Linked DNA regions of Homo sapiens: region 1 is linked to region 2. Evidence: chromatin contacts called from ENCODE Hi-C data. All regions are on one chromosome and are shown on one strand. Each heading gives the region's core, a stretch centred on a gene start or an enhancer-like site at or near the end of the contact. The rest is flanking DNA. Distances are from core to core; before and after follow the strand shown. Region 1 overlaps PTPRG (protein tyrosine phosphatase receptor type G). Region 2 overlaps PTPRG (protein tyrosine phosphatase receptor type G).

Evidence for each region. Hi-C counts contacts between places; a loop is a spot of excess contacts on that map. Pooled maps may share reads with other maps.
Region 1: a pooled map of heart right ventricle shows a loop between it and region 2 (2.1-fold over the local background). The contact joins two enhancer-like sites. A Hi-C loop is called at or near these places in 1 of 168 maps with a recorded cell type or tissue (Right ventricle myocardium inferior) and 5 of 50 pooled maps.

Annotation. Positions count from the first base shown.
Region 1 is chr3:61,925,902-61,929,798 of GRCh38, reverse strand. All of the region lies in intron 2 of PTPRG (protein tyrosine phosphatase receptor type G), which reads right to left. Among named protein-coding and RNA genes, the nearest start is that of PTPRG, 370 kb to the right of the region's middle. Within about 2 kb of position 2,283, at least 17 of the 41 ENCODE cell types and tissues checked have a DNase peak (open chromatin) inside an H3K27ac peak, as active enhancers do.
Region 2 is chr3:61,731,464-61,735,393 of GRCh38, reverse strand. All of the region lies in intron 1 of PTPRG (protein tyrosine phosphatase receptor type G), which reads right to left. Among named protein-coding and RNA genes, the nearest start is that of PTPRG, 170 kb to the right of the region's middle. Within about 2 kb of position 1,316, at least 3 of the 41 ENCODE cell types and tissues checked have a DNase peak (open chromatin) inside an H3K27ac peak, as active enhancers do.

The sequences.
Region 1 (3,897 bases), core at 1,034-3,533, 190 kb before region 2:
AAGGCTGACACGTTAGAAAGAACCCACTGCTCGCTCTTGCTCCTGAATCACTGCAGCCCATAGGGCTAGAGCGGTAGACATCTACACCGACTCTGAAGTGTGATGCCGACACGACGGCTCATAAACAACCTGTGCTCATTTTTCAAATGCACTCTATTCATCTCAGGTCACAGCTAAATGAGTTTAACAATTTAATTCATCACTTCTTTGGGCAGTAATCCACAATGAAAAACTCACATCCAAAGGACGGTTAGGTGCAATGCATGAACTTTGCTCAAAGGAAGCCCATTATGAAAAGCATATAGAACTAGAATGGGCTACTCAACTAAATGTTGAGTTTCAGTTGAGAAATGGAACTTTAGGACTAAATACGGGGTCACTTGAAAATCACTGGATTAAAAGAGAATGCCACTAAAGAAACGCTCGATCTGGTAAAAAGCAAAAGTATTTTTTTTTTCAAATTTAAACATAATTCTTCAGTAGCTAAAAATTTTATAATGTGAAATAGCACCTCGGTATTCATTCCCAGAGAGAGAACAACCTCTAGGAAAAATGTGGCTCAGAAGTCTCACATCTGTTATTTTAAAAAAGAAGGCTTTATGCATGTGTTAAATGGCTGACACATTTTTGACATGTTTTTGGTGATGTTAAATGTCACTTTAAATACCAAAACCTCAGGGCTGGGTATTTATTAAAGCATTTGGTTTTGGTTATGCCACTCTAGGGTTTCTCATTTGGGGCCAAAGACTCCTTTGCTGTGGGGGTTGTCCTTGTGCATTGTAGGATGTTCAGTGGCATCCCCGGCCTCTACTCGCTAGACTGCCAATAGCAACATCCTTCCCGTTGTGACAACCACACATGTCTCCATCCACTGCCAAATGTCCCCAGGAGTAGGGGAAGAGAAAAATCACCTTTAGTTGAGAACCACTGTATGACTCCAATCAACTGTTTTATAGTGAAATATTTTATTACATCTATAGACTGTCACAATACATCTGATACCTTTCTATAAATATATATCAACCCTGAAAAGAGATAAGACATTTTCATCCCCCTTATCTCCAGTATCTCTAGAAAATATATTTAAACTTTTAAAACAGAAGTAAAAACTGAAATGAAAAAAAAATCAAACCAGTGTTTTTGTCTTCTTAAAAGCATAGTATCACACTATAAAAGCTTTTGTTTTAGGGAGAATCCCAAATAGCATCCTATAATTTAAATGCTCATAAACTTCAGCAACATGTTCCAGAAAATACTGGCCCCATCCATGAAATCTGAATAAATACCCTCCTCATGCAGTCTGACAATTGCTATGACTTTTTCTTTCAGTAAATTCAAGCAATTTCATTTTTCAAGTAGAAAGTAGGGGATTAAAAAAATGGACTCAGGCAAAATAAGTCTGGTTTGGAAAATGTGATAGGGTTTCATTCCAATTCACTTAAGCTAGAAAACTGTCACATTCTAAGGTCTGTGTGGTTAACAAATATGGGGTCGCATTATTCTGCAGGAGAGACTAGGCATGCTGTATTTCACACTTACAAGGTTTCTTGGGCATGTTCCCAACTCATAAGAAGGAGAAAGAAACAAGGTATGAGCAACCAGAGGGAGCTTGAAGGCCACTCAACTCTCGGCTTCATCCTCCCTCTGACAGACAACATGACTGTGTGTGAGTCTCCTAACCTCCGGCCTCATACCCCTTATAGCAGAAGAGAAATAGTGCATAATCCATCATCAGGCTAATTTATCTTCTACCACAACTTTACAAAAAACTCTCATTCAGATTCAGCTAGGTGACCGGTACAGGAAAATCACCTGAGTTACAGATGGCTTTCTGACCACCGCCAACCACCTTCCTGCCCCATCCCTCTTTGAACGCACGTATACCTCACCTGGAAAGGGGGGAAAATGTCCACCTTTACCAATCAAACAATGATGAAATCTTTACAGAGGAACTGTATCTTCAGCTTCTATTCAACATCAAATGACTGCTGCATAAAGAAGATAATCCTATTCATAAAGCATAGAAATGACACAACTTTCAAGGAGGCCTCAATTTTATAAAGCAGCAACATCCTGTAGTGAGCTTTTAACCCTTGCAGACAAACCACACCAAACATAGCTCCAGGGTTATTCTGTCCTGGTTCTACTTAAAAGGGATCATTTTGCAGACTCACACGGTTAGCAGCAAACCACAGCCCAAATGAAATCATGCACTTCTCAAAACTCAGCCAGCAAGTCCGCATAAATGGGATAGAGGCTTCTGGCCCACACTCATGGCCAAGTTCATCCTGTTTCCATAGTACAGGATATAACAATTCTCAAAACAGCCAAGTGGGAGAGCTGCCCAACTGGCAGGGACCATCTCCAATAGGCCTCTCTCCACAGTTAACTCAAAACAGCACACCAGTTAATGAAATTCAAGGGACATTTGAGAGCTCGGCCTCCAAATGTCACACAAAGAAGACTGCAAGCACAGAGCTGTTGTCCAAGACCTGAAGATATACCATGAAACCAACCACATTTCCATTTAGCCAGGGATTTATTTCCCAGGGAAGCCCTCAGTGTTTTGTGGAGAATATATAGCTGGGAGGAAAAAAAAGTTCTTTATGCTTAGTAAGCTAATGTGCCTACCGATGGAAAAGATCAAATGAACAGAACAAAAATAGAAGCGGATTCTGAAATGGAATTTGGTTGCTTAACTCTGGAGTTTCCTGAATTCAGAAATAGAATCCAGACACTTGACAGTCATATGTACTCATGCAGTTGCACATCATGAACGATGGCAAATGATTTTCAAAATAAAGACAAGAAATGTCCTGTCATCTGCATGCACTACATTACAGGTAGAAAAGGACAACATGTACAGATTTTTTTTTTCTTCCCCCCGAACTGTTTTTTTCGTTTTTGTTTTAATTTCAACCTCCTAACACTATGAACACTGTCAGAACTTGCTGGAGGCAAAAAGGAGTAAAGAGGATCCTCTAAATAATTATGGTCCACTATGAACACTAAACACCATAAAATGTACTAAGATGTGGATTAAATCTGAGATATCACTACAAACTGGAATTATAATGGCATTTATATGAATGGGAGTCAAGGCTGGGCTACCATATTAATCTGTTCTTGCACTGATATAAAAAAATACCTTATGATGTTAGTGGAAGGAAGGAAGGAAGGAAGGAAGGAGGGAGGGAGGGAGGGAGGGAGGGAGGGAAGGGGAAGAAAGGAGGACTGAGACTGAGTAATTTATGAAGAAAAGAGGTTTAATTGGCTCACAGTTCTGCAGCCTGTACAGGATGCATGGTATTGCAACCTACTTGGCTTCTGGGAAGGCCTCAGTAAACTTACAATCATGGAGGAAGGTGAAGGAGAGGCACACGTATCACATGGCTGGAGTAGGAGCAAGAGAGAGGAGGGGGAGGTGCTACACACTTTTAGACAACTGGATCTCACTGTCACAAGAACAGCACCAAGGGGATGGTGCTAAACCATTCATGAAAAGCCACCCCCATGAACCAATCACCTCTCACCAGGACCCAACTCCAACACTGGGTACTACAACTGAACATGAGATCTGGGGGGAGACACAGATCCGAACCATATCAGCTACCAACCACTCAAGCTACTCTTTCTCCAAGTTTATTTCCATGGATTTCCTTAAAATAGCCCTCCATTACCTCTCCAGATCAGCATGTCTAAAACTTTACTGTGTCTGTGAATGACCTGCAGATCTTGCTAAAATGCGGTTTCTATTCTGATATAGTAGTTACAGGAAGGGTCTGAGGTTCTGCCATTCTAACAAGCTGGCAGGTGACGCTGGTGCTGCTGGTCAGAGAACCAGGCTAGGAATAGCCAGGAGCTCGAGTTCCTATGGAAACACTGCTGGTTACCTCA
Region 2 (3,930 bases), core at 67-2,566:
GGCTGGCTTTGTTCTCTTCAATTGCAGAAAGAAATCATCAGAAGAAATATCTTGCATTTTGCTTTGCTTGAAGAGGAGTTATTAACTTGAAATAACACAATACGAGTCTCAAGGAAAATAATTTAAAAGGGCTATTACAATCTTAAATGAAGTGATTTAATTAAAAAAATTCTAACCACATAAAAATTTTCGCTAGAGCACATCAAGATGGCTAAAGCACTTATCTCTAGGTCTGTTTAAATAGCTCTAAAAGCAATTTCTTAAATTAATTATATGAGGAAAAATGTTTTGCCTTTTTGGGAAGAAGAGCTATTTAACCAAAGTCCTTTCCTGATGAAGAAACTGCAGCTATTAAAAAAGTGGGGTTTGTTTCCTTTCTCTTTTTTGGCTATGCTTTTTCAAAAACCTCCTCTGGCTCTGACCAATTATGCTATAAGATCCATCTGAAGAGTCAGACGGAAAAGCAGTTTCATGACTTTGGAAAGCTCACATTCAAAATTGAAAGTTTCAGTTCAGTATTATTCCCCCCCTCTCAATATCTATTTATATACAAGAAGCTAGGTGAAATCAATTTCAGGGAGACTTTTCAACTCTGAATATAAATCCTTTTATGACTCTGCAATACGGTCAATCAAACTTGGGATAGGAAGGAGAACAAAAAGGCAGTTTCCTTTTTTATTTTTAATAAATACACTAACGTTGAAGAGTCATTTTGTATCTTTGGGGGTTTCCCTATCAGGCAAAATTAAATGAAACGAACTCTTCCTTTGATTTATAGACAGCAAACGAGAAAGACATCGCATATGCAGTAAAATACTCTGGAACAAATTGGGACAACCGGGTGCCAAAGCCAAAGAACCGCAGATCACAGAAATCCTGGGTGAATTCTGAAAAATAAACACTCCTTTAAATATTACTTACAAAGGTTTATTAAATGGATTTGTTCTTAAATATCACCTCTGCATAATCAGTAAGTGAGTATTAAGTGAAAAGGTGAGAGAAATAGATGGTATTAGGAGCAACTGGAAACCTCCAGTTTTTCTTGCATGCCTGTCCATTCATATTCTGGTTAATCTATTCTTTGATATTTAACATAATGGAACCAAAAAGTAGGAGAGAAAAAAGCCTGCAGATTTTAGGTATTTCAGAAATCATACATGATATCTGAGGTTTATTCAAGAACCAGTGTTTCAGAAAAAGCGAGAAAGAGAAAAAGCACTTTGTAAAATGCATTTAGGAAGTTTCTCTTTAACAGTCATGCTCTAACCAGAGAGTTCTTATTAAAATAATTTACCCAAAGTGAACAGATGTTGGCTGGGCGTGGTGGCTCATGCCTGTAATCGCAGTACTTTGGAAAGCCGAGGCAGGCGGATCACTTGAGCTCAGCTTGGGAAACATGATAGACCCATCTCTACAAAAAATACAAAAATTAGCCAGGTATGGTGATATGCACCTGTAATCCCAGCTACTTGGGAGGCTGAGGTGTGAGGACCGCTTGAGCCTGGCAGGCAAAGGTTGCAGTGAGCTGAGATTACACCACTGCATTCCAGCCTGGGTACAGAGCAAGACTTTGTCTCAAAATAAAATAAAACAAAACAAAAGTGAAGAGTTGATCAATCCCAGGATGAAACAGTAGAAGGAACAGGGAAATGAGACTAAAGATATTGTGGCAGAAACAAAGATTTTTAATTTATGTTTTGGGAAGAAGTCAGGAATGCTTTTTAAAGCTCCATCTCAATGTCAAAGAAATAAATCCATTCCTAAAATTTGTCCTGCTCTGCTTTAGTTGCTAAAATTCACAAAGAAAATGAGTAATGGTGCTGGTGATAGGTAATGCTTCTTTAGCACTTACCATGTACCAGGAGGCACTGTGCTGATCTATTCAACTGAAATATCTCATGTTAACCCTCACCAGAGCTTTCTGGGATAAATGCTCTCATTATTCCCATTTTAAAAACCAGGCAATCTAGGCACAGAATGGTTAAGGACCTTGCCAAAGTCACATGGCACATGACAGAGAAATGAATACACACCCAGACACTCTAAACAGATAGAGAAACGGAAAGGAAGCTCCACTGGGACCCCCTAATTAAGTGTGAGGGGCTACAACATAGAAATGAATCATGAAGATTTAGTTATTTCACAAAATATACAGAGTATAAAGACCCAAACATGAAATACCAATATAGAACATGTTTGAACTGATACAAAGTGACCTTTGACCTGGGTTTCTCCTGGACAATTCTAATTTCATAGAATCTGTCTCAAGAACACTACTAGGTACTTAAATGCCCAACCCTGTGTCCCACAAGAAACACAGTATGTTTTTGACTGTCCTTTTAAGAGATTTCACACTGTAAAAACCCTCTAGTGGCACTAAAAATACTATAATAAAAGTGATCATTCCTGAAAATTATTACAAGGCTTGTAAAGAGAATTCTAACACTACAGCCTACACAGGAAGGCATTATGCTAACACCAACTAACTGCTGCGAAAACAATTCACTTTCTTTTAAACAGAAAAAGGGAATGTTCCACGCAGGCATATGTTCACATTTTAACTGAGCAGTGGGGATAAGAAGCACCCTTCCAAATTGTGCTGTCCGACACTGTCGCCCCTAGCTAATGCAAGATTTATTTATTTATTTATTTATTTATTTATTTATTTATTTATTTATTTATTTTGAGACGGAGTCTCGCTCTGTCACCCACGCTGGAGTGCAGTGGAGTGATCTTGGCTCACTGCAAGCTCCGCCTCTCGGGTTCATGCCATTCTCCTGCCTCAGCCTCCCGAGTAGCTGGGACTACAGGTGCTCGCCATCATGCGCGGCTAATTTTTTGTATTTTTAGTAGAGACGGGGTTTCACCGTGTTAGTGCAAGCTCCGCCTCCCGGGTTCATGCCATTCCCCTGCCTCAGCCTCCCGAGTAGCTGGGACTACAGGTGCTCGCCACCATGCCCAGCTAATTTTTTGTATTTTTAGTAGAGACAGGGTTTCACCGTGTTAGCCAGGATGGTCTCAATCTCCTGACCTCGTGATCCGCCCACCTCGGCCTCCCATAGTGCTGGGATTACAGGCATGAGCCACTGCGCCCGGCCTGCTAATACAGGATTTCAAATGCTTAGTAAGAAACAAAAAGGCAAAATATCTCATCAACATTTTTAAAATTCTGATTACATGTCAAAATGACATTTTAGATATACTGGGTTATATAAATTATTCTAATTAATTCCACCTGTTTCTTTTTACTTTTTATGGTAGCTGCTACAAAATTTAAAAGTCCCTATGTGGGTCAGGCACAGTGGCTCACCACTGTAATCCCAGAACTTTGGGATGCCAAGGCAGGTGGATCACCTGAGGTCAAGAGTTCAAGACCAGCCTGGCCAACATGGTGAACTCCCCCGTCTCTATTGAAAATACAAAAATTAGCTGGACATGGTAGTGGGCGCCTGTAATACCAGTTATTCAGGTGGCTAAAGCAGGAGAATCCCTTGAACCTGGGAGGTGAAGGTTGCAGTGAACCGAGATCTCACCACTGCACTCTAGCCTGGGTGACAGGGCCAGACTGCTTCAAAAAAAAGAAAAAAGAAAAAAAAAAGTACCTATGCAGTTCACGTTCCATTCCTACTGGACAGTGGAGAACTACAGAAAAAGCTGGAAAAATAAATGGGAAAAAGAAATTTCCATCTAGAATGTCTGGCATGTGTGGCTTTAAAGCCCTGCATAGCACTGTGAAAGGGAGCTTCTGACTGGGCACAGTGGCTCACGCCTGTAATCCCAGCACTTTGGGAGGCCGAGGTGGGCAGATCACGAGGTCAGGAGATTTAGACCATTCTGGCCAACATGGTGAAACCCTGTCTCTACTAAAATACAAAAAATTAGCTGGGCGTGGTGGTGCGTGCCTGTAGTCCCAGCTACTCGGGAGGCTGA